Regions from separate parts of the Homo sapiens genome. Here regions 1, 2, 3, 4 and 5 are each linked to region 6. Evidence: chromatin contacts called from ENCODE Hi-C or POLR2A ChIA-PET data. All regions are on one chromosome and are shown on one strand. The core of a region is the stretch at or near the end of the contact, and the rest is flanking DNA. Distances in the headings are between cores, read along the strand shown.

Region 1 (3,868 bases), core at 1,086-3,585, 7.4 Mb before region 6:
ACTTTCTGAAAAATCTACTATTTGCTAGGCAACGTCCAGTTCTGAGTATGATCTTCTAGCCAGCACTGTTTCATTATTAGCAGAGTCTGGTCAATCAGCCAGACTGCCTGGGTCCAAATCTTGATCCCACTACTTAACAAGCTGCATGATCTTGGCCAAGTTACTTAACCCTCATCTGTAAAACAAACACTCATAACTATACCACTGGGTTCGGTTAGAATTAAACGAGTGCAAATGAATAAAGCACTAACCTTGGCACCTAAAAGGTACTCGAGTATTAGCTATTATTATTTTAATGTCCAGAAAACCAGAGATTACTCAGGCAATAATGAGGGAAAAATAACACCAATGGTAACTTTAAAATCATTTTTATCTGGCTCATTTACTTACATTAACTGCTTTCAAGAATCCTTCCCCTCTATTCTCAAATGAATTTACACAACTTCTAGTTAAGTTTTATAAAAACTGAAAAATGTAATCTCTATATATCCCATCATCGTGGAGTTTTCATAAACACATAGTTAAGAGGCTTTTAATCTAATAACTTTTTTTGTTTTGTTTAGTTTTTTTTGAGACAGTCTCGCTCTGTCGCCCAGGCTAGAGTGCAACGGCGCAATCTCGGCTCACTGCAACCTCCGCCTTCCGGGTTTAAGCGATTCTCCTGCCTCAGCCTCCTGAGTAGCTGGGATTACAGGCACGCGCCACCACGCCTGGCTAATTTTTGTATTTTTAGTAGAGACGGGGTTTCACCATGTTGGCCAGGCTGGTCTCAAACTCCTGACCTCGTGATCCAACCGCCTCGGCCTCCCAACGGCTGGGATTACAGAAGTGAGCCACTGCACCCGGTGTTTAAAAACATTAAAACATGTTTTTAAAAGTCAAAATTACACTCATTTTCTGTAAAATTACAACAGCAATTATCTCAAGAAACTTAAGCATCAGGAACAGGGAATGTAATTGCCTGGTTCTAATGCTTGTATATGCCTATAATGCATTCGATCTGTAAGACCTACACTTTTGCAGTTGTCAATATTCATGTAATGAGATTAATTCTCAACTTACCTCATTTCATATAATAACAAATACAAGCAGTCATCAGAAATTGATGGGTCATCCTTATTTGTGAAAAATAGGCCTCATTCTTGGTTCAAAGTTTGTAACCTCAAATGGGCTAATGCCCACAATTTAGAAGTGATTAGATTGGAAAGCACAACGCTGCAAATGCTGCCTTCCCCAAAGCCAGGTCTATTCATTAATATACCTGTGCCTACTGACAAGAAGGAAGGCTGGTAAAGCACATTTTCAAAGCTGTTTTAAATGGATCAATTTTGGTAAAGAGTAATTCAAGACGGATTGTAAATCTGATCAGTTTTACAACCTTGGAAGGTGGGGACTTGACGCACGACGTTAATATGCACACGCTTCAATAATCTATCCACAGGTAGTTTTGACCCTGATCTCAGGTTGAAAGTCCTCAACTATGGAGCTTTCGAGTTTCAGTACAGTAGGCGCTTTCACTCCCCAGTAGAAATCTGGGGTGATGGCCAAAAAAAGTGTGTTGTCTCCCCCAAACCACACCATGCCAAGTTCAGCCAACGCAGACTAATGCATCCTTAGGTATTTGTCAAGAAGAGGTATAGGCGGTCCCTTTTCTCAGAATCTAACAGGTAAGAATGGCCTCTTGTGGCTTCCCAAACACGGCGGTAAGGACCAGTCTGCCAGTCCCTAATAAGAAATTGCTAATTTTAAAAACCATTCCGAACGCGGGCGCTTCCGGGCCCCTCTTCAACTGGCTTCGGAAGAAGGGGGGAGAACACGGTGAAGGGTTACAGCAAAGGAGGCTGAAAAACAGTCCCAAAGCAAGATTTGCCAGGACACTGGCTCGACCCGGAAGGGCGGGGGGACCTCTCTCGGCCGCCGGGGTCTGTGGGGTCGGCGAGTGTGGACGACCCGTCTGGCAGTCGTACACTGCCACAGCCCGAAGAGCGGCGCACGCGGAGCAGTTGCCGGGTTCGCGCCGCGAGTCAGCTCCCGGACACACGCCCAGGGTTGAAGGTGCCCTCTAGACCCCTCCCGCTGCCCCACAGAGGCCTGGGCCCATGCTACCTCTTAGGACGCTGGAGCCGCCGCCGCCGCTTCCCGCCGCGCAGGCTGGACCACAGCTCCTCGGATGCCACGGCGGTGTCACTCAGCAGAGCAGCCCGACAAAGCGTGGGTCCGCGTGCAGGAACCCGCCGGGCTCAGCCGGACGCTAGCCCCCTGCCGCCCCCGGCCCCGCCAGCCGCGCCCACTAGCAACGTGCTCGCGACCTCCAGTGCCCGCTCAGTGAAGCTTCTGCATGCCGCGCGCGGCACGTCGGGACTCGTAGTTCCGGCGCGGAGGACGTGCGTCGCGGCACTCTCGCCTGACCGTCTCCACGTGACTCTCGCACCTCCGGAAGTGACGTAAGCAGACACGCGTGGCGCGGGCCGCCGTTTCCGCAAACAGAATCGCGTTTGGCTGTGCTGGTGAGTGTGACGGCTGGAACTCCGGCCCTTCCTTTCTTTGTGTTTGTCCCTCGGCCGCCGTGGAGGGGTGGAACTGGCACTCCCACCCCTGACATGGGCTCACTTCGCATTAGCCCTGTGCTTCACTACCCAACGCGTGGGTCTATTGCCTTGTGTCCTCAGTCCCAAGGAAAATGGGAACTCCTTGGGGTGGGCGGGCGCTGTTCCTCCTCCAGACTGGGCGAGCCCGGGTGGGAGAAGCAGCTCGAAGAGCTGCTCCAGCTCGCGCCCCAGGGCCGTGCTGGGGAGGGGCGTGGGGTCCGCAGGTTTGTCTTCAGCGGCGCTTCGGAAACCTGAACCAGAGGTTGAGTAACAGGCCGCGCTAATGACGGAGGGGGTGAACTTGGCTGGAGAAGTCCCTTCTCGCCTCTGTGCGTCCTCTCGGGCCCCGTGGTAGAGGGTCAAGCGGGCGGGTCGGGACTTAGAGCTTATCCCGCTTGGGCTTTATCCCGGCGGCCCTGGCGGCCTGCTCGCTCGTACCCTGAGGAGCTGAAATGACGCAGAGACATAGCTTGCTTCGGAGGTGTGACTGGAAAGCCGGGTCGAAATGTTCGTGTGGTTATTTATCGCGTGTCCATCTCCATGTCAGTCGACCACCTTTCGAAGGTTTCTTGAAGATTCTGAGGGACAGCTCTCTTCCCTATGGAGTGTTTTCATTATTCCACTTTGAGTTTGGTTTGGGTTTTTTTTCCCCCAATTTGTTAAATTGATACATAGAAGTTGCACATATTTGCAGGTGCAGGTGATACTTTGATACATGCATACAATGTGTAACGACTAAATCAGGGCAATTGGGATATTTGTCATCTCAAACATTTATCTTTATGTTGGGAACATTCCAATTTTTCTTTTAGCTATTTTGAACTACACAATAAGTTATTGTTAACTGTGTCCACCCCACTGTACTATCAGGCACTAGATTTTATTTCTTCTGGGGTTTTTTGTACCCATTAACCAATTTCTCTTCTTCATCCCGCTCCTCTTCCTGCTACCCTTCCCAGTCTGTGGTAACCACCAATCCACTCTTTACCTCCATCAGGTCCACATTTTTAGCTCCCACATGAGTAACAACATGATATTGTCTTCATGTGCCTGGCTTATTTCAGTTAACATAATGACATCCGGTTTCATCCATGTTGTTGCAAATGACAGGATTTCATTCTTTTTAATGACTAATATTCCATTGTGTATATATGCTACATTATCTTTATTCATCTGTTGATGAACGCTTAGGTTGATTCCATATCTTGACTATTGTGAATAAACTTGAGACTGCAGATATTTCTTAGATATACTGATTTCCCTTCTTTTGGATCTGTACC
Region 2 (4,232 bases), core at 1,621-4,120, 8.2 Mb before region 6:
GCAGAGGTTGCAGTGAGCTGACGTCGCACCACTGCACTCCAGCCTGGGCGACAGAGCGGGACTCTGTCAAAAAAAAAAGAAGCAAATATGATCATGGTATTTCCAGACTTACAATTCCACAATGAGTTCCTATTAAACAGCTCAAATTCCTTAGTCTGATCTAGGCTCTGCCTTACTCTCCAGCATCTCAACTTCACACCAGTCTCCAGGCTAAACTGTGGGTGGTTCTCTCAGCATTCCCTCAGTGCCTTTGTGCACTCCCTCCTTGCTGGAACAGTAATTCTCTTCACCTCCCTTGTCCTCTTCCCCTGGCCAATGTCTTTCAAGACTTAGGTGAGGTCCTCCCTCCCTCGAGAAGCTTCACCAGAACTCCCATGTGTACCCCTTTTTGGGAAATACAGGACTCCTAGGTAACTCAACTCCACAAGACCCTGTGCTTCAAGCTAGCTTTACATGTATCACTTTAACGTTTTCATCAGCTTACCTATTTACAGGGCTGCATCCTTAAAAACTGGGACTCCTGTCTTTTAACAAGAATCCTCAGTGTCTAACACTAGCACATAACAAGCATGTTATGAACGAATGAATGAAAATATGGAACTACAATGAGGCCCCAAAAGAATAAGCCCTAGAGTGAGCACCTCGAGGGTAGGAAACTTGCCAGGAGCATTCTCTGCTGAATCCCCAAGGCCAGGAGCAAAAGCTGCAACTCCACTGGGGGTCCGGGCATATTTGTGGAATGGCTGAATGGATGTTCTAAGGCCACAGGAGAACACATAGCTCAAACTTCCTGACTTGCTTTCCATTACTAACTTTCTTGGTTTGTGACCTACTTTTACTGTAACACCAGTGTGCATGCCATGGTTTCTACTGACCAAACTAATGGTCTTGTTTTCAACTAGGAAAAAATAATATGAGCATTGACCAACCAAGGAAACTACAGGATTCCTCGGTAAGAATCTATAGAAGGATTTCCTTATCTTTTTGAAAATGCATGTGAAATCTCCAGTGGATGCGAGTTAAGTTCATTTTTCTGGAAAGAGGAATCACAATTCTCATTGAATTTTCAAGGATATTAATGATACCAAAGAAAATTAAATTTCTTAAACCAAAATGTTAAGCTGAATTAAGTTATATTCACTTTTCTCTTTTCAAATCTATTTCGATATATAACCTATCCCTTAGAGAGACAGCAGCCTCTGCTAAAACAAATGTAACTGGAGAAGATGCAGCTGGCAGGCTCTCTCACATGAAGATTCCTACCAGAATTTGCGTTTCAGATTGTCTATAATTGGAAGAGTCCTTACCAGCATTCTTTAAAACTTAGATCCCTATTCTAACATACTCTGTATCATGGGAATCAGAATATTTATACTTCCCACTAATGTGTTCAAGAAGAAAACGTTACTTTCTGAACACATTTTTCACTGCCATCTAATTAAATGGAAAGGGGAAAAACCCAGGATCATCCATTTACAGGAAAGCCCGTCTTTTACTTTACACAGAGAGAACCAAACATCAGAAGCAGCATTAACTTAACCGTCACCAAATTCAATCTTGGGAATAATACGACAAGGATTAAACGAAGGGGAAAGCAGTTACATCATTTTAAAAGAGATAAAGTTTTGTTTGAATTAAAAGGTAGTCTAGTTGACATAAAAAAAGCGAATCACAGGTGTTTATACTACATATTGCATCTATGTGAGCTGAACAGGCACGATTAGGGCGATAGGCATCGGAACACCGTGCCCCCGGGGAGGGGATGAGGGCACTTTCTCAGGGCAAGGAAAGGCTATTTTGATTTGAGGGGGCTTGCAAGAGGGGATTCATTTGTGACACCCGTCTGGGAGCACACATGAAAGCTGCGTTTCACTGTAGGGAAAGTATACCTCAGTAAGGAAAACTATAAAGAGAATGACACGCTATCACTGGACGAACACAAGCAAAGCCTCTTTCGTTCCGGGAAGGTTCTATGGGGGCCGAACCCACGCTGGGCGCTGCTGGGCCACGGGGGAAAATGAAGACGGAGGGTCCCGAGAGCGCTGCCCTCGCCAGAGGCCACGAGCCACCCCCAACCACCGCGGCTCCGCCAGGAGAGCGAGCTTCGCCTCGCAGAGGGCTGCGGCGGCCGGCCCGGCGCCCAGAGCGGCCTGCTCCCACAGGTCCTGCGCGGGCGCCAGCTGGACCCGGACGCCGCGGCCCGGCTCGCCCGCCCCCGCCCTCACCGCTCCCGGGGACGCCAGCTGCCCACCCGGCCACAAAACACCCGGCCAGAGAAAGAGCTGTCCGCGAGCAAGAACCAAGCACAGCGGCGTGGGAGCTACGGCGAAGCTGCGGCCCGGGGGCGCGCGCCCGAGCGCCCCCACGGCTTTCCCAAGGACCCCCAGACCCGGGCCGCGCAACGCTGGTGGCGCATCCACGCGCTCCCCAAGAAGCCGCTGTGGCACCGCCCTCCAGAACTAACTGCGCTTGCGCTAACCATGAGCTGCTCAGCTCAAGTATGCTTTTTTTTTTTTTTTTTTTAAACCAAAAGGAGCAAGAGAGCGGTCAGCGCAGGCGCGCCCCTGACGCGGACCGCGCCGCCACTTCCGCCCCGAGCGAGAGGCTAGAGGCGAGAGGCGGGGGAGGCGGGAGGGACCCTGCGGACAGGGCACGAGTCCGGGTCTCGGAGGAGGTCGGCGACTGCCGCGTGGGTCCGCGACTCACCAAGTACAGCGGCTGCCAGCGACGCTGAGTATCCAACTCTTCGAACTCCCGCTCGATGGTGGTGGGCATGGCTGCGGGAGCGAGCTGGCGCGAGCAGAGCCTGCGCCGGCGGAGAGGCTCAGGCCCCGCACGATCCGGGGAGAGCGCTGGCGCTGCGGCGCATGCGCGCTGCGCGCCGCGCCCCGCCCCCACGCCAAGCCCTGTCGGCCGTGGGGAAAGTACCTGGAGCGTCGGACGTCAGCGCGCAGACTCGGCGCCCGAGCGCGGCGCGAAGTCGGCGGCGGGGCGGGGCGGGGCGCTCGGGGGGCGGGGCTCGGGGTGCCCAGGTGGGAGGGGGCGGGGCCAGGGGACCACCCGGCGGCCGTGGTCCCTGCGCGCGGCACGAGGTGAGCCGCCCCTTGGGCTTGCGTCTTCCGACAAGAGAGAGGCGGTGGTCCGTGGGTAGCGCGGGGTTACTGGAATGGGACTCCCTGAGGAAGTCCCCTGAGAAGTCGCCGGCACGCTCCGCCTTCCTTCTTGCTTCCCATTTCTCGTTTTCTTCTCAGCCTTCATAGTTTTTTAAAGTGCTGTATTTGAATATTATTTTAAACATCATCTAGGTCAGATTAGCGGCCTGTGACCAACTTGGAAACAAATTCCTCATTCTTTTCTGCCCTGGTGTCAGCTCCTGTAAGCCTGCAGATTTTATGCCAAATAAACCGCTGGAGCAAAAGGAAAGGCAGCCAGCCTCTCCCGGAATTTGGGAGAGGGATACCTTGTTAAGAAAACGTTCTACAACTTACGAATTAGATTTAACTGTAAAAAATAGCACGTCCTCTTTTACCAAACAAACGTACTAGTTAGGGAAATCATCTTGCTTCAGATTTAAGATAGTTCTTTTTTAGTGCTTGTAATATCCTGCTATATAATCTTCATAAGAAACGTGAAGGGTTAGGAAAGGTTTAGCCGTGCTGTCCAGTATTGGGATTTAAATTTTAAATATTAACTTAATTCCTCAGTGGCACCAGCCACATTTCAGGTGTGCCATAACCATGTATGGCTAGTGGCTGCTATGTGGCAAAGTACATATGTAGAACGTTTCTATCATCGAAGACAGTTCTTTTGGACAGAGCCGGCCGAGAGGATTACAATACTTGGGGCAGAAAAGTGTCCTTAATCACATAAAATAATGAAAACCCTAGCCAGAAAAAAAAAAAAAAAAGTTGGCTACGGAAGCTAGAAGAAATCGTATTAACAAAAAAGCAGTCAGCAAGCTTTCTACTTACATAGTATGATTTAGAGATACAGGAAAGCTTCCCCCGAAAGACCCCACAATGTCTAATGGTCCTTGGTTCTGAAATTCTGTCATTGAATCTGATTATTTTGATTAAAGGCATGGTATCTCCCAGAATATCCTGTGAATGTTCGCATTAGTCTGCTCATCAGATTGCTTTCCAACCAAAAAATACTGTGTTCTACAAAGGAGGAGCATCTTTATCTCAAAGCAGCAGTTCTTATCGCCAAGTATTCAGCATCTCTTTGGAATT
Region 3 (4,080 bases), core at 1,325-3,824, 8.1 Mb before region 6:
GTGAATCCTGAGCATCTACCATGTGCAAGATACTGTGCCAAACACTGGGGTATGTAGAAAAATAGGTAGTCTGCACACAAACTTACACTCGTGGGAGAAGGCATTTTTAGAATTTACAAAAGGTAATGGGTTCAGCTTTGTAATAATGGTAGAAATTGTATAGTAGGCATAAAAGAGACAAGTTATTTGAGCTGGCAGAATTTGGAAGGGATGTCTGATTTCAATAGGTAAAAGAGGGCCGGGGTGTGTTTACGGAATAGGATATAAGTAACAGTCTGATGAAAGAGTAGGGTTCATTTAGGGAACTACTGGGACATTAACCTGAAATCATACCTTGTGGTTACATTGTAGAAGGTTTTGAGTATTGGCTGAGGCATACCACTTTAAGCAGTTGGTAAAAGGGGAGCTGAGAGATGTCTGAACTTAAAACTGGATAGGCCTCACTTCTAATTCCCTGGGAGGCACCCTGGTCATGGGGCCTCTGCAGGCTCTACTCAGTGTCTAAAGAGATTTGGAAATCACAGTGGGAGTTCTGTTCCTCCTTTCCAGTTGGCAAGTGAGGTGAGATACTGAGGTATAAGATAATAGCTAATGTTTGTTGAGTATTTCCATGGGCCATTATTTTTCTAGATACCTTACAGAAGTAGCTTTAAATCCTCACAGTAAGCCTCTGAGGCAAGCGCTTTAATTATCCCCACTTTACAGACAAGGAAACCGGCTGGTTAAAGCTACTTGCCCAAGGCTACACAGTTTGGAAGAGGGAGGTAGAGCCAGGATTCAGATCCAGGCAGCCTGGCGTCAGAGTCCAGGCTCTCCTGCTGCCGAGACTCTGAATCAGAGATCTCTGTTAATAGAGTCCTATCAGGTTACTGAGTGTTGTGGGGAGTGCTGTGGTGACTTGAGGATATTTATGGAGGAAGGACATTTATTAACAAGGATCTGGTGTGAGTGACAGTCCGGAACCTGTAGACACATTTAAGCAGTTCACCTCCAATGTGTGACCGCTTTGTAGAAAAAGAGGTTAAGAGAGGTCAGCTCTAGGGCTGAGCATTTGGCTTACTTTTTTGGGATTCAGAAAATCTTGAGATTTTCTGCATTTATCTTTGCTCACTGAGTGTGGACAAAGGTAGAATAAAGGTAATTACTCTTTGCAAATACCAAGGCTGCAGGGTTCCAAGAAGAGGTGTCGAACTGTGGAGATATCACTGAGTTTGACAATTAGGAGTCTATTCCTGATAAAGTTTTAAGGACCCAGCTAGACACCATGAAATGCGTCAAAATAAGGTGTAAAAAGTGGAAGCCTGGCTTCCTCTATGGAAAAAAAAGTGGAGACCATTAAGGGAAGGAAACAAGAATGGTCATTAGGTGATGAAACAGAATCAAGGAAGGGGTGTGTGTGGGTGTGTGGTTTGAGTGGTGTTTGTGTGTGGAGGGTGTGTGTGGTGTGTGGGTGATGTGTATGTGGGTGTGTGTTGTGTATGGATGTGTGTATACGTGTCACACACGTGTGTGTGGTGCATATGTGGGTGTGTGTGGTTTGTGGTGTGAGTGGTGTGTGTGGTGTATGGGTGTGTGGTGTGTGTGTTTGGGTAGAGAGGTGCTGCATTTTTGTAGGCAGAGAGAAGGAAACCAGTGGAGAGGATATCCAAGAATGACAGGTGAGCCATGTTTGCAGGAGGTAGAAAGTGGTCAAGTAAACAGACGTCTTTCCCCACCAAGTAACCTCAGGTCTAGGGACTTCTAAACTTTGCGTTTTCCCTCTTCTTTCCTCCAAGGTGCGCCGGACATCTTTCAGTAACTTGAACGAAGTTAAGGAGTTAGCTTTGGAAAAGAGGGACTCTTTTCCCTCTGTGACTATATGGAATAAATTTTGAGATAAGGGACCTTACTGAAAAAGACTGAGATACATTTTGAGTGAAAGGCATGGTCTCAGTGAAGTAGTTAAGGGCCTGTGCCGAGCAGATGGCGGTGATGGGTTTTGTGGCCTAAGAAGGATGGAGAAAAGTAGGAAGCAATCGAGACAAAGCCTACTCTGTCACAAAGAGGCGACTAGATGTGGCGAAATGTCATGAAACTTGGATCCCGAGGAATTAGCTGATTGAAGGTGAAACCTGACGCCTTTCAGCGCCTACCAACAGGAAAGGTCTGCATCTGCCCACGGAAGGACGAAACCTATCGGGGGGGATTTGTTGGCGGGGGATACTTCTTTGCGCATAGAGTGACTGGCGGTGCCCTGGAGACCCAAACTGAATAAAGTAAGCATTATTTTCAAATTCGCCAAGACCTTGAAGGCGGCGCCAACGGGAGCCGTCCCCCGGGTCCCACGCAGCGCAGAGCTCCATTTCCTCCTCCGGACTCGCAGGGCGCGCGGCTTCCTCGCTTCAAATCCAGGAACGCGCTGTCCCCACCAATCACCGGGCTTCTTCCCGCCCCATGTCTTCCCGCTGTCCAATCAAAAGCCAGCTCAGTCTCCTCCCCTTGCCTGGTGCCGCGAACAGACGTAAACCAGAGGCGGGCGCGGTACGGCCGTTCCGGGCTCCAGCCGGTGCGGGGGCCACGCGCACGCGCACTTGCAGTGCCCTGGGACACCTCTTCAGTCCGTGGACTTTCCCGCTGCACACTGCCCTCCGAAGTCGGGGACGCGGGCTCGGTGAGGGGGGACGCTGGTGCCTCGGCCTGCGCCTAGGCGGGAGGCAGACGCATGCACCTTTGGCCTACGTTTCGGCTGCCGGACCGACGGGACAGTGACGGTTGGGCCGGGTGGGGGCGCAGGCTGTGGGGCGGCCTCAGGGCGCGAGCAAGGGGACTGCCGCGCTTCCCGCGCCTCTGCGCCTGGCGCAGCCTCTGAGCTGAGCTCCGCCTGGTTGGGATTAATTGCACGCCTCTGTGTCATCGGGCTTTGGCCGGGCGTGATGAGACAGACTGTTAGGGGATCACGTCCTTCTTTCCTCCCCTCTTGTCTGGGGACTTCCACCTCTTGAGGGACAGGCCCTCTCCGTGCTACCCTCTGGAGTTTCTTGCAGTGTGCTTGTGAAGTGACCGGTGATGTTTCCTTTATGTGCCCTGTGATGGGCGGTTCTGTTCCTCCTTTTTGTTTAAAATTCTGACCCAGGAAGTAACCTTGTTAACTTAACTTAATGCCCTTGTCTTCCGTTTACTCACTTGATTTGGTTTCTGCTAGGTTGCGTTCATTTATTCCTAATAGTTTACCTACATTCCTTGCCTATGATTTCATTATCAACAGAACGTGAAATGAGACGAATGTTAATACACTCTACTTTTACTTTGCTGTTACTTTCAGAGTTTGTTTAGTAAAACATGAGGACCTCTTCAAGTCAGTCGTTTGGAGAACAGCTGTTTATATGACCATATTTCCATTTGCTCTTACTATTTTGAGGTCATTCGACTGGCGTTTTTACTGCTCCAAAATCAACTTTTTCTCCAAATTTCAGTTTTCTAGGCAAAAACGGCAAGCCTTGAACAATAATATACCAAATGCCTACCTAGTTTTAAAGTATATCTTAAAGTGCCAAGAGTAAATGATGAGTTTTGGGGAAGTTTGACTCGGCTTTGGGTTCCACGGCGTGTGCTTTTAAATGTGTTTAATTGTATACATAGACCTACGATTAATGACTATAGTCAGTAATCTTTTATGTACCTAGGAATGTAATTAGTGAGTCCAGATGTGAAATTTGAGGTCACTACTTTAAGGAAATAGCAAGAGAAATTGCAAATATAGCCACTCAGTTCAAATAGGATAGAAGAAAAATATTGTCTTCACTTGAGATGATGGAGGAGGGGTGGGTAATGCAATAATGTGAGAAATTAAAGGAAATTTCCTTTAGGAATGTGTTATGTCCATGAATGGTTTACAAGTGTAATCTTTTCTGGAGAAGAGACTAGGTATTAGGTTACATCTTGAGGAATCTTCCCGTGGGTTTTGTTACCTTTGCACCCTTAGCAAAGCTCTGTTGAAGCACTTAACACTATCGTAGTTGACAGGGATTGTCAGCTCCCTGAGGGGAGCTGCCTTATTTATCTTTGCATTCTTGGTGCCAAGTAGAGGGTTCTTCATGGTTT
Region 4 (4,015 bases), core at 592-3,091, 8.7 Mb before region 6:
GTCATAAGTCACTGAGCCCAGGTAAGAAAAAAAAAAAAAAAACAATTTGTAGAGGCCAGGAGCTGTGGCTCAGGTCTGTAATTCCAACACTTTGAGAGGAGGAGGCGGGAGGATCGCCTGGGTCCTGGAGTTCCAGGCCAGCCTGGGCAACTGGGCAAGATGGTGAACCCTATCTTTTGGGACGGAGTCTCGCTCTGTCGCCCAGGCTAGAGTGCAGTGGCCCGCTCTTGGCTCACTGCCAGCTCCACCGCCCAGGTTCACGCCATTCCCCTGCCTCAGTCTCCCGAGCAGCTGGGACTACAGGCGCCCGCCACCACGCCCGGCTAATTTTTTGTATTTTTAGTAGAGATGGGGTTTCACCGTGTTAGCCAGGATGATCTCGATTTTCTGACCTCGTGATCCACCCGCCTGCTGGGATTACAGCCGTGAGCTACCGCGCCTGGCCTCTCCAGAAACTTTTTAAAAATCAACCACGGTGCTGTAGTCCCAGATACTCCGGAGGCTGAGGCGGGAGGATCGCTTGAGTTTGGGGCTGCAGTGAGCTGTGTTTGCGCCGCTGCACTCCGGCCTGGGCGAAGAAGCAAAACCCCGTCTCTTAAAAAATAAAAATAAAAATAAAAATCGTAGATCGGAGGGTCTGCTACCCTACCCAAGCTGGTTTCCAACTCCTGGAGTCAAGCGATTCTCCCGCCTCGGCCTCCCTAAGTGCTGGGATCGCAGGCGTGAGCCCCGGCACTAGCCTATCTCCCCTTACAGTGAAGACGTTGAGCTGACTACAAGGGCGCTGGGATAGCAGGAGGCCAAGCCAGGTTCCCGTGGCCGACCCGGGGACCTCAACCACCACCCGTACACCAGTGCAAGGCTGAGGAACCGTGTCACTTAAACAGTGAGAGCGACTATTCGACACGTGAACCTTTCATTGAGACTGATCACGGCCATGGTTCTGTCAACACTCTATCATTATGTCAGAAACACGTATCAGGTCCCGTGTGTGTATCTAGAGGGATGGCTACCAACAGAGAAAGAGCCTCCTGCTGAGAGCAGGCCCTGATATGCAACGAACACAGAGTCCCTGCTATGAAAAGGTGACATTCTTAATAATAATAGCTAATACTGCCAGTCCTGGAATGCCCGCAATGGCCCCATTCAACAGACGGGAACACGGAGACTCGGAGAGGTTAGGCAGCCCGACTCCAAAACCCGTCCTTGCGACTACATCGTGCTCGTGCTGCTGACTCAAAATTACAGACGCCTTCGTTCCGTGCTCCGGGGACACGAAAGCGGGGACAAGGACGGCCACCAAGCCAACATGACCTTCGAGGCTTCAACCGCCCCGGTGAAGCGCGAAAACCCGGCTCTACTGAAGCTGCGCGTTTTCAAAACTTGAATCCCACAGGCAGGGCTGAGCGCGAATCGGCGCTCCCGGGGCCGGCTGAGAGACAGCGCAGGGCGCCCAGGCCCTCGGCAGGGACGGCCCGCGTGCGGCCGGAGGGCGGGGGCCAGTGACCTTGACGTCCGCTCTCCCGAGCCGGAAGTGGGCCCGAGGCAGGGTGGAGGGCGCCGGGCGCCCAGGTAGGACTCACCGTCCGGAGGCAGGGCTGCTCGCCCGGGCCCACGCCGCCAGGCACGAGGAGCTGCTGTAGGCCGCGGGGCCAGCAGCCGCCCCGGCCCCACAGCCGCAAACAGCGGTGCGCCATGGCCGCCGCCGTGGCCCTCTCGGCCCGGGACGCTGCGCAGGCGCGGGCAGGCGACGACTGGCGGCCTCGGGAAGCGGGCTCGGCTCGGGGAAAGGCCGCCAGGCAGCGAAGCGCGCCGGCGGCTCACGGAGGAGCCCAAGCTCTCAACGCGGCGTCTCCTGCCGCCAGCCCCGCCCCGGCGCGCTGACGTCGGCGTCTCCTCTCCGAGGCCCGCCGCGACCTCCGCCAGTGCAGAAGACAGGACCAAATGGGAGGAGCATGGGGGCGGGACCGGAGGCGGGGGCCGACGGAGCAGCGTTGGGGGCGCGGCAGGAGGCGGGGCCGAGAAGGACCCTGGAGGGCAAGGGGGAGCTAGAGGCGGGGACCGGGCCGAGGGAGGACTCGGGAGGGCGAGCGAGAGCTGGGGGCGGGGCTGATGGCGCACGTGGGGGGCGTGGCTGGAGGTGGGGCCGAGGAAGGACTAGGAGAGCGAGCAGGAGCTGGAGGCGGGGCCGACGGAGGGGTGTGGGGGGCGTGGCTGGAGGCGGGGACTAAGGGGAGACGCGTGACTGGGATCCTGGGCTTCCGAGCCTGGGCAGCCGGGTGGGCCAGCCAGTAGGAGCGAGGGGGAAGTAGCGAAGGCCCCAGCGGCGGCAGATGGAAGGACCCTCCGAGCGCCAGCTGAGTCATGGGGTGGTGCTAGGCTCTGGAGACACCGAAGCACACATTCCTGACCCCTGGGAGGGCGATGCGAAGATTCACAAGCAGCAGGGAATGTTGGGGCTGTGCCGTGCAGCCTGCGCTCTAGGAACCCTGTCGGGGAACTGGTTCTCGGAGAGCAAGTCGAGTCTTCCAGGTAGTGGAAACTACACATTGTTTCCTGTACCGTGACAGCGGAGGAAAAAGGAGAGGTCTTTGAACTGAGGTGGGGGACTTGGGGGTTTTTCTGAGACGGGCTCTCGCTCTGTCGCCCAGGCTGGCGACGCTGGACCTCAGGCAAAGGACAGTAATCCTTGAGAGACAGGAGACAAAACCAGGTGAGTCCTGTGATTACCCCAGTGGCAGTAAAACAATAACAAAAAGATATACCAGATACACCATCATACCATGCTCACACAAAAGAAAACTGAGTAGACAAATAGATTTTAGGGCAAGGAAATTCCAAAGAAAATTAATTGCAGGGAAAAGAATATCACTAAGGATGAAGAGGATCGGGTTTCTTTTCCAGAGACAGGGTCTCAGTCTGTCACTTAGGCTGGAATGCCATGGTGCAATCGTAGCTCACTGCAGCCTCTAACTCCTGGGCTCAAGGGATCCTCCTGCCTCAGCCTCCCAAGTAGCTGGGACCACACACGCTCGACCACACTCGACTTTTTTTATTTTGTGTAGAGTTGAAGTCTCACTTTGTTGCCCAGGCTAGTCTCAAACTCCTGGCTTTAAGCAATCCTCCTGACTCAGCCTCCCAAAGTGCTGGGATTACAGATGTGAGCCACCCACATCTGGCCAAGAGAATTATTATTATTATTATTATTATTATTATTATTATTATAAAGGGGTCAGTTCATCAGTAGGACATAACAACCCTAAACATCTTTGTTCCCATTAACAGAAGCTTAAAATACATGGAGCAAAGACTGACAGAACCACAACTTCCAATTATATTTGGAGATTTCAAATCCTTCTTTTGATAATTGACAGAACAATTAGACAGGAAAATAGTAAGTATATAGAAGACTTAAACACAACCAACTAAATCAAATAGACATTTATAGAAAACTACTCATAACAACAGAATACACATTATTTTCAAGTTTTCACAGAGCACTTATCAAAATAAACCATATTGTAGGCCATAAAAATATTAAGAGGAGTCAAGTCATATAAAACATATTTTCTATCCACAATGAAATTAAATTAGAAATCAGTATCAGAAATAGGCTGAGGTGAGAGGATCACTTGAGCCCAAGAGTTCCAGACAAGCCTGGGCAAAACAAAGACCTCGGCTTCAAAAAAGAAAAAACTAGACAGAAAATGAAGTAAAACCAAAGAACAGAAAGAAGATAAAAGTAAAAATCAATAAAATTAAAAACTAAAAGACATAGAGAAATGAATGAAATCAAAGTGTGTTCTTTGAGAAGATCAATAGTCAGAGCAATCAGGAAAAAAGAAAATGACACAAATTGGCCCAGCACGGTGGCTCATGCCTGTAATCCCAACACTTTGGGAGGCCAAGGCAGGCAGATCACCTGAGGTCAGGAGTTTGAGACCAGCAAGCAGGCCAAAAAAAGAAAGAAAAAGAAACAAGGAAGGAAAGAGAGTGAGAGAAAGAAAGGAGAGAG
Region 5 (4,172 bases), core at 295-2,794, 5.1 Mb after region 6:
ATCATAAACTGGGTAGCTTATAAAAAGAGAAATTCATGTCCCATAATTCCAGAGGTTGGGAAGTTCAAGATCAAGGCAGATGTGGTATCTGATGAGAGTCTACTTTCTAGACAGCAGTCTTTTTACCATAACCTCACTTGCTGGAAGGGGTGAGGGATCTTTCTGAGGTTTCTTTTTTTAAAAAAATTATTTATTTAATGTATTTAACTAACAAATAATAATTGTATGTATTTATGAGGTATCATGTTACATTTGTATGTGTCGTGAAATAATTAAATCAAGTTAACATATTCATCACTTTAACATGATTTGTCCTGAATGGAATCCCATTCATGAGGGCTCCACCCTTATGATCTAATCACCTTTCAAAGGCCCAACCTTCTAATATTATCAACTCCAGCTTTAGCATTTTAACACTCAGTTGGGGGTATAATCCTAGCACTTTGGGAGGCCCAGGCGGGAGCTCAGGAATTGGAGACCAGCCTGGACAATATAACGAGATCCCGTTTTTGCTAGGCATAGTGCCGCTCCCCTGTGGTTCCAGCTACTCGGGAATCTGAGGTAGGAGGGTAGGATGATCACTTGAGCCCAGGAGGTGGAGGCTGCAATGAGCCAATGGTGCCACTGCACTCCAGCCTGGGTGACAGAGTTAGATCCTGTTTCCAAAACAAAACAAAACAAAACAAAACAAAACAAAACACCACAACATTCAGATCATAGCATCTGCCTACTTGTAAAATCGCCTTTCAGTGCAGTGTTGGTTCCTACAAACATACAATATAATGACTTTAGCTTGAAATTAAGGCATCTTCTCTGACTGCATTACAAACAGGCAAGTTTTTTCATATCGATTCACTCAACACCTTTTATTTATCCAGATAATATCTAGGATCACGCTTAATATCTAAGTGCTAGAATCTAATTATATAGATATCAAAAGGCATTAAGTTTTTCAGAAGACAGACATACAATTTTAATGTTTAGAGGTGATAGAGACACCTATAGCAGCACCAAAGAAGAAACGATTTTCCATTTAAGATTTTAGGCAGTTTAACTCTAAAATATGAAAATAGGCACATCTCACAGACTATAAAACTATACGCCATTTTAATTTTTACAATGTCAATTCTAACTGCGAATTTTAGCAACGCTTCAGTGTGAAGACAGCAGAGAAAAACACTGAAAATGCGTGATTGAATTCTTATTGAGTCACTCTTCTCGGAAATCAGTCCTCCCCATTTTCTCCTTAAAAAATAGAATCCTGGAGATAGTCTAGTGCTGGCTTTTCGAGGAACACACTACAGGGGACACAAGGAGAGGAACACGGATGCCGCAGTTTTCCAAGTGCAGCTTGCCCCTCCCACGTGATAGGTTTCTGGCATCGCCCCTCCTTGCTGGCGATTCTGGGGAAGATTTTAACGCTCCCTGGAGCCGTCCCCAGTGACGTCACGGGCGCGGCTCCGCTCCTTGGCCAATCACGCGGCCGGATCCCGGGGAAACCCGGGGCGGTGGCGGCGGCCTGGGCGCGTGCGCGAGGTCTCCGCGTGGCTATATAAACATGGCTGGCGTGGCCGCGCGGCGGGGCCGTGCCAATCGCGCGTAGGGGGCTGTGGGCACTCGGGGTTCGTAGTTTTGAAATTTCTGGCGGGGGAGCAGCTGCGCAGTTAGGCTCGAGGTGTGAGCGACGACCTTCCGGGAGCCGCAAGTCCAGGCTCCCCCGCAGCGGGACCCGAGCCTGAGGCGCAGGGCTGAGGCAGCGCACGTGTGAGCGCCGCTGAGGAAGCTGCGAGAGGTCGGGCGGGTGTCGCTCCGGGGGCAGCCCAGGCTCGCGCGGACGAGAGGAAGGTCCGGGACGCGCGTGTCCTGCCGTGCAGCGGGCGCCCGTCACTGACTTCGCTGCTGCGGCCCCCGCGCCTCTCCCCAGCGATGCTGTGGAACCCGAACCGCACCGGAGTCGGCTGCCGCGCGCCAAGCCTCCCCTCACCTCTGCTCCCGGAACCGCAGCGCCAAAGCTGCCGCTGAGCCCCTGGGGGATGCCCGCCGGCCTCACCGAACCCGCCGGCGCCGCTCCCCCGGCTGCTGTGAGCGCCTCGGGGACCGTGACCATGGCCCCGGCCGGGGCGCTGCCGGTGCGGGTGGAGAGCACTCCGGTGGCCCTGGGCGCCGTGACTAAGGCTCCTGTCAGCGTCTGCGTGGAGCCCACGGCGTCCCAGCCCCTGCGGTCCCCCGTGGGGACCCTGGTGACCAAAGTGGCTCCGGTCAGCGCCCCTCCTAAAGTCAGCAGCGGCCCTAGGCTGCCTGCTCCTCAGATAGTCGCCGTGAAAGCCCCCAACACCACGACAATCCAGTTTCCTGCTAATTTGCAGCTTCCTCCAGGTATGTTGATAACCCTTTCCAGCCTTGTCTGTCGGTCCAGCTGGCGGCGACGGGAAAATTCGCAGCTCCAGATTGCTCCTAAAAAAACTGAGCCACGGGAACATTTCATAATCTTGACTTTACAGTTAACATATTCTTTTTGTGTCATTACTACATAGTTTTTCTTTTCATATTTAAGGAAAGAATCTTTTCACCTAAGTGATACAGTAAAAAGCTACATCAGCGTATTCGGGGGGGCTTTCAGGCACTGGCTCTTAGGTGGAGGAGATAATATAGCCGAAGTTAATTTCCATGTGGAGGATGGACCGGTTTATACCGTGGATTTCCATACGCTTAGATTATGTAGAAGTGCGTTGTACTTATTTTATTAATTATGAATGAATGAATGAACGAATGAGGTATGGTTTCGCTCTGTCGCCCAGTCTGGAGTGCAGTGACACGATCATGGCTCACCGACGTCGAACTCCTGGGCCCAATCGATCCTCCCGCCTCGGCCTCCCAAAGTGCTGGGATTACAGGCGTGAGCCACCGCGTACGGCCTAACAGTGAAGTTCTTGTGTATTACAACTGAAAGAGATTTTTAAATTTAACCAAGTCAGAATCGGTTTACTGCTTTCTAGTACCAAGTACGAATAATGCTGTTCCTGCACAATCTTTAAATGTCTTATGATTCTAACTTTCAATTAGCAGAACCCCTGACTGGGAACACGTGCCACAGTTGACAAACAGATCAGTCATGCAATTGTTACAGTTGCAATTGAAGCCATGTGTCAACGCTACTGTTAATGAGTCTTTCACTACTTTCTATCCTAGGGCTTTTTACTCTATTGGGCTGTATTTCATGGTTTGTATAAAGGTTTTGCTTTGTGATAATTTACATATTGTAAATATGCTGAATGATTTTGGGGTGTTCAGCCTTTCTTTACTGAAAGTCTCTTGGAGTTTGCTTTCTGTTAATTTTGTTTAGCAGTAATTGGAACTCTGAACTGCAAAGATGGTAAAAAAGGGGAAGCATTGATTCAAAAGATTCTATATCCCCTAATAAAATGACAGGGACCCTTTTTGTATCTAATGTTGTAGTTAGTCATACACGTTGTGGATAGATTTCACTTTTTATGAAGTTCTGTTTCAGTTTTATATGGTATACAAGGTATGTAAAATTGTTAAGGCACTGTTACGGCAGTGTGCAGCACCGAATACATTATTTGGCAGTTCTAAATTGTTATTCTGAGTTGTTATTCTGCATATATGTTTATAAAGTAGTTCTGAATGTGTTAGAATGAAATTACCCCCTAATTTGTTAAACTGTAAATCCTGTCTAGTCACTGAAGTTTGTTTATAAATAGTCAAAAAAAAAAAGTATTAAGAAAGAACTGTCTGAGAGGCTAAGGCACGAGAATCGCTTGAACCCGGGAGGTGGAGGTTGCAGTAAGCCAAGATATCTTGCCACTGCACTCCAGCCCAGGCAACAGAGTGAGACTCTGTTCCTCCCCATCCCTCCCCAACCCCCCAAAGAAAGAACTGTCAAGAGTGAAAATTTGCTGGTAAGTGAGAGTGAATCACTTACTGGAGGATTGGGGCCTTATCATGCTAAGCACTTTTAACAAATTATTTATATTCTTTTATTTGTTGGTCATAATAGGTAGGTAGCAAATAAGGAAAGAGGTCTCTAAGAGTAAATAATTTGTCCAATGCCAGGCAACCCATAGGTGTCGGGGGAGTTTTAGCTCAGGTCTGTTTATTCTTTCCACAACGCTATGCTTATTTTTTTACTTGTATGTGTACGGTATGCCTCA
Region 6 (4,381 bases), core at 281-2,780:
TTAGCAAAAAGTTCCTTCAAACTCAAATCACCTATGAAATTTTGGCTCAAAAATCACTTCCTCAATAGCAATTCTCCGTTATCATTTTCAAGGCTAAAAACTAAACCCCTAGGAGCTAAATCGCAAAAAGGAAAAAAAATGCAAAGTAGTCTTTCCAATTTAACTGTCAAACGGATCAGAAAGATTAACATTAATTACTACGATCGCCATTCAACAAACTGTATACATTGCAGTAACTCTGACGTGATAACTTTTTATAGGATGCCTGCAATAGCAGTTTGTAAGTATCTTTCGGGTACTCATGAACTGAGTCAGAATTAAAAGTTCAGAGTAGTTAGTACAGAGCCAGTCAAATGGCAAATAGGACCACACCATGAGATGTTAATGGTACTCCAAGATTCTTCAGGAAACAGAAATCTAGCATTTTCCAAGACGATTATGCACACCTGAGACTTTTGCAGCGAACCAGACTAATGCAAGAGGAAGGAAAGACATGCAAAACCCCAGACAAGCAAAAGAGAACAGCGCTACTCACCAGCAAACAATCCGAATTCACTTCCGATTTGGGATCCCGCAGCAGGTTGTCCATTTTTTCAAATCGAGTCTCAAAACTGTCCCCAGTCGACATGTTGCTGCTGCTGTGACAATGCCCTCTTACCAGCACCAGCAGCGGAAAGCAATTTCAACCAACTTCCTCCGCGGTGGGTTCGCAGCCGCGGGGCGGAGGAGCCGGAACCTCAGGGTCACCAGGTGCGCCCGGTTCCCCCGTCTTCCCCTCACTGAGGGGACCTCCGCTCTCCAGACCCCGGGCCGGGGGCAACAGCGACCCACAGCCGCTCGGACGCCCAAAGTCGCATCCCACCCGGCAGCCCCTCACGACAGCCGACAGCGCCGTCGCCACCAGCCTCGTCGCTCCGGCGAGGTGCTTCAGTCTAGCGGGCCCCGGCCGCCGTCGCCATGGAGGGGTCCCCGTCCCGAGATGGGCAGGAGCGGGTAGAGAAAGAGAAGCAGGGTGGAGACTCCCTCCGGGCAACAAGGGAGGGAGAAGAGGAAAGGCGAAAGCAAAGGGCGGGTGAGGAGCTGTGCCAGCTGCGGCCGCCGCTCGGGCCACGGGCCGGGCCCGCTCCGCTCAGAGGCGCTGTAGACGGTCTAGCCCCGCGTCCCCGGCTCTACTCGGCCCGGCCCGACGCACCGATCAGTCTCGGCCACGAGCTGGTCCACGCAGGACAGCCTCACTCTCCCATTTTGTCCCGTCGCTGCTGGGGCTGCTGCTACGGTGTCCGGTGGGGCAGGGCGAGGTCGATGCCCGATGGAGACTTAGCAGAGGAAAGGCTGGAGAGCGGGCGAAGAGGAAGACGATAGTTGGGTCCCGGCGGCTGCTGATGGGGGAGCTTCTGGGAGGGGCTGCGGTCCCAGCCGGGGAAAGGGCGAGTCGCGGCGGCGAATGCCTGGGGGGTGGGGCGAGGGGGGCTGAGAGGGACTAATATGTCCGCCTTCCTGTTCAAACAAACGGAGACCGCCGGGGCAGACTGCGCATGCGGGGCGCGGACGCTCGGAAGGGGAACCAGCCGGGACCCCGCGCGCGCGCGCGCACTCTGTCGCCTCCGCAGGGTGGGGTGGGGCGGGGCGGTGAGGTGGGCGGGGCCTTGCGGGCAGGCGGTGGAGAAGGCGGACCGCTGGGAGGAGCCGAGTGCGGGTAAGCAGCTGCCGGCAAGGTTCTCGCCTTGGCCGGCTCTGAGGAGCCATGCAGGGCTCTGGAGCGGCCTTGGAGGTCCGGACGGAGGCGGAGCTCTGGCTGCTTCTGATCGCTGTCCCGGCAGATGCCCCAGCTCTGTTTCCTCTGGGTTGCAGCCAGTCCAGAGACTTCTGACGAGGAGAGAGTGCTTGTTCTCCTTGTTGCTGTTAGGGTGGGGCAATAGGTTCTTTTTTAGGCAAGAAGCCTTTTCGTCGGCAGGTACCAGCATTGAGCACCAGTGGCGTTTGGTTTTCAGTGGTACTCCATGGACAGCCCTCCGCGAGCCCCGGCGTTGAACCCATTTACGATTCACTGGGAAAGTTCCGAAGCGCTGCAGCGCTCAGCCCTCCCACGCCAGGCGTGTGTGTCAGGGGAGCCATAAAATACTGACTCCGGAAGATACAGTCAATAGAAGTCAAGCTCAATTTAATTTTTTTAAAGGAAAATAATCTCGTAGAAAAAAATCAATATTTTTAAGTCGTTCGTGTTAGTTCTCATAACACCCCTACTGTAGTTCTCTCCTGGACGTGTAATGCTGCCGTTTCAATGTCAAAACATTCAGTGAAACTTAATTGTGATTTTTATCAGAACTAATGTAGGACATGAGAATAATGGGCATTTCTCCTAGTTCCGTTACTTCGTTGACTGTGGTGTGAGGAAAGGTGAAAGACTTGTCACTCACCCCCGCTGATAAAGTTATGTTCTTCACTGGTTTCAGCAGGAAATCTACCTTAATTTATTCCTCATCAAACTTTATTTTTGCTCAGAAGCCAAATTAAGGATCACTAGAAATAGAAAATGTGGATCTTTTACCCCATGATGGAAAATGCTACAGATGAACCAAAAAGCATCGGAGTAAAAAGCATCGTACAGCATCTGAACAGTCCACCAGCCTTACGATGTGAGTCAGAGGTTAGGAAAATCTTACACTGTTTGAAAAAATGTCTATTTCTATTTTCAATTTATTAAATACAAGAAATATTTAGATATAAAATCCACTATATATATCAAGATAGGACGTTCTTGGTTTATACAAAAATCATAACAAAGACAACTAGACAAACCAGGTATTTCATTAAATGCCTTTGCAGCGACTTTTCTTGGCTCCAGCATTTTAAGTCATGTGAATTAGACTTATTTTTAAGCATAGGGCTTAAAATAAATCAGGCAGTTGCCCTAAAATAAATTTCCTAAACCCTGCTTGTCTTTTTTTTATTATTATTACCATTTTTAGGTATTAGGAATTTTGTTGTTTCTCAGAGAACCGTGAACATTATGTTGCTTTCCATTTAGACACATACGAAAAAATACAAGTAGTTAAGACAATACATGAGTGACACTGATAAATATAAGTGGAAGTGATAACCAACCTGGCAGAACTACTAGAAATATATGTGGGGTCCATATATTTCTAGAAATATCTACTAGAAATATAGGTGGGGTCCATATATAGCTTACTTACCTACAAGGCTCTTCTGATTATTGTGACACATCACTAGTTATCTTCTGCCATAAGATAGATGGACTCTAAATCTAGTTATCTTCTGCCATAAGATAGATGGACTCTAAATTAACTTTTTTTTTTTTCTCCGAGGCGGAGTTTCACTCTTGTCTACCAGTCTGGAGTGCAGTGGCACGATCTCGGCTCACTGCAACCTCTGCCTCCCGGGTTCAAGCGATTCTCCCGCCTCAGCCTCCGGAGTAGCTGGGATTACAGGCACACGCCACCACGCCCAGCTAATTTTTGGTGTTTTGTTTGTTTTATTTTGTTTTGAGATGGAGTTTCACTCTTGTTGCTCAGGCTGGTGTGCAATGTCGCGATCGCGGCTCACCGCAACCTCCACCTTCTGGATTCAAGTGATTCTCCTGCCTCCCGAATAGCTGGGATTACAGGCATGCTCCACCATGCCCAGCTAATTTTGTATTTTTAGTCGAGATGGGGTTTCTCCATGTTGGTCAGGATGGTCTTGAACTCCCGACCTCAGGTGATCCGCCCACCTTGGCCTCCGGAAATGTTGGGATTACAGGCGTGAGCCACTGCCCTGGCCTATTTTTATATTTTTAGTAGAGATGGGGTTTCACCATGTTGGCCAGGCTGGTCTCGAACTCCTGACCTCGTGATCCACCCTCTTCGGCCTCCCAAAGTGCTGGGACTACAGGCGTGAGCCACCGCGCCAGGCCAACTTTTTTTAATAAAGAGGTCCTCACCTTTAATAGGGTGGAATCATATTATATTAAAAATTCCCTTCCATTAGCTGGGCATGGTGGCAGGCACCTGTAATCCCAGCTACTCTGGAGGCTGAGGCAGGAGAATTGCTTGAACCCGGGAGGCGGAGGTTGCAGTGAGCCGAGATGGCGCCACTACACTCCAGCCTGGGTGACAGATCGAGACTCTGTGTCAAAAAAATAAATAAATAAAAATAAAATAAAGTTCCCTTCCAACCTTAAAATTCTATCGTCTAATTGTGACTAATCTCTTCCAAAGTATTGTGGATATTTGAGATCACCCTTAAAATATAAAGTATGTTAAAATCCTACATGCAAGTGCAAAATACTGATACCATGTATAAATATAATAATAATATAACAAACATACTGAGTGCTCACCATGTGCTAGGTACTACTCCATACACTTTATACATAATC

Evidence for each region. Hi-C counts contacts between places; a loop is a spot of excess contacts on that map. ChIA-PET counts read pairs that join two places held with the same protein, here RNA polymerase II (POLR2A). Pooled maps may share reads with other maps.
Region 1: a loop to region 6 is called in a map of CD4-positive, alpha-beta memory T cell, with 24 times the contacts of the local background. The contact joins the promoter of FAM210A here to the promoter of ROCK1 in region 6. A Hi-C loop is called at or near these places in 2 of 168 maps with a recorded cell type or tissue (CD4-positive, alpha-beta memory T cell and naive thymus-derived CD4-positive, alpha-beta T cell) and 7 of 50 pooled maps.
Region 2: a pooled map shows a loop between it and region 6 (8-fold over the local background). The contact joins the promoter of PTPN2 here to the promoter of ROCK1 in region 6. A Hi-C loop is called at or near these places in 3 of 50 pooled maps. POLR2A ChIA-PET finds 5 or more read pairs at or near these places in 2 of 52 experiments (GM10248 and T-cell).
Region 3: a map of naive thymus-derived CD4-positive, alpha-beta T cell shows a loop between it and region 6 (27-fold over the local background). The contact joins the promoter of CEP192 here to the promoter of ROCK1 in region 6. A Hi-C loop is called at or near these places in 1 of 168 maps with a recorded cell type or tissue (naive thymus-derived CD4-positive, alpha-beta T cell) and 5 of 50 pooled maps. POLR2A ChIA-PET finds 5 or more read pairs at or near these places in 1 of 52 experiments (activated B cell).
Region 4: a map of CD8-positive, alpha-beta T cell shows a loop between it and region 6 (34-fold over the local background). The contact joins the promoter of AFG3L2 here to the promoter of ROCK1 in region 6. A Hi-C loop is called at or near these places in 2 of 168 maps with a recorded cell type or tissue (CD4-positive, alpha-beta memory T cell and CD8-positive, alpha-beta T cell) and 8 of 50 pooled maps.
Region 5: a loop to region 6 is called in a pooled map, with 19 times the contacts of the local background. The contact joins the promoter of TAF4B here to the promoter of ROCK1 in region 6. A Hi-C loop is called at or near these places in 9 of 50 pooled maps.

What each region holds. Positions count from the first base shown.
Region 1 is chr18:13,724,223-13,728,090 of GRCh38, forward strand. It overlaps FAM210A (family with sequence similarity 210 member A), which reads right to left and starts at 2,336. Exons shown (of 4, transcript NM_152352.4): 1 at 2,107-2,336. RNMT (RNA guanine-7 methyltransferase) reads left to right here and starts at 2,451. Exons shown (of 12, transcript NM_003799.3): 1 at 2,451-2,507. RefSeq lists an enhancer at 1,514-2,439.
Region 2 is chr18:12,881,367-12,885,598 of GRCh38, forward strand. PTPN2 (protein tyrosine phosphatase non-receptor type 2) reads right to left here and starts at 2,871. Exons shown (of 9, transcript NM_002828.4): 1 at 2,707-2,871. The coding sequence starts at 2,775. RefSeq lists silencers at 2,074-2,413, 2,794-3,083.
Region 3 is chr18:12,988,788-12,992,867 of GRCh38, forward strand. It overlaps CEP192 (centrosomal protein 192), which reads left to right and starts at 2,575. Exons shown (of 45, transcript NM_032142.4): 1 at 2,575-2,650. RefSeq lists enhancers at 894-1,506, 1,897-2,276 and a silencer at 2,757-2,836.
Region 4 is chr18:12,375,386-12,379,400 of GRCh38, forward strand. It overlaps AFG3L2 (AFG3 like matrix AAA peptidase subunit 2), which reads right to left and starts at 1,842. Exons shown (of 17, transcript NM_006796.3): 1 at 1,584-1,842. The coding sequence starts at 1,697. RefSeq lists a silencer at 1,407-2,306 and enhancers at 2,079-2,610, 2,611-3,140.
Region 5 is chr18:26,224,901-26,229,072 of GRCh38, forward strand. TAF4B (TATA-box binding protein associated factor 4b) reads left to right here and starts at 1,545. Exons shown (of 15, transcript NM_005640.3): 1 at 1,545-2,376. The coding sequence starts at 2,034. RefSeq lists enhancers at 1,175-1,244, 1,275-1,374 and a silencer at 2,025-2,184.
Region 6 is chr18:21,110,283-21,114,663 of GRCh38, forward strand. ROCK1 (Rho associated coiled-coil containing protein kinase 1) reads right to left here and starts at 1,531. Exons shown (of 33, transcript NM_005406.3): 1 at 536-1,531. The coding sequence starts at 628. RefSeq lists enhancers at 1,184-1,772, 1,426-1,720, 1,820-2,039, 2,070-2,129 and a silencer at 1,390-1,779.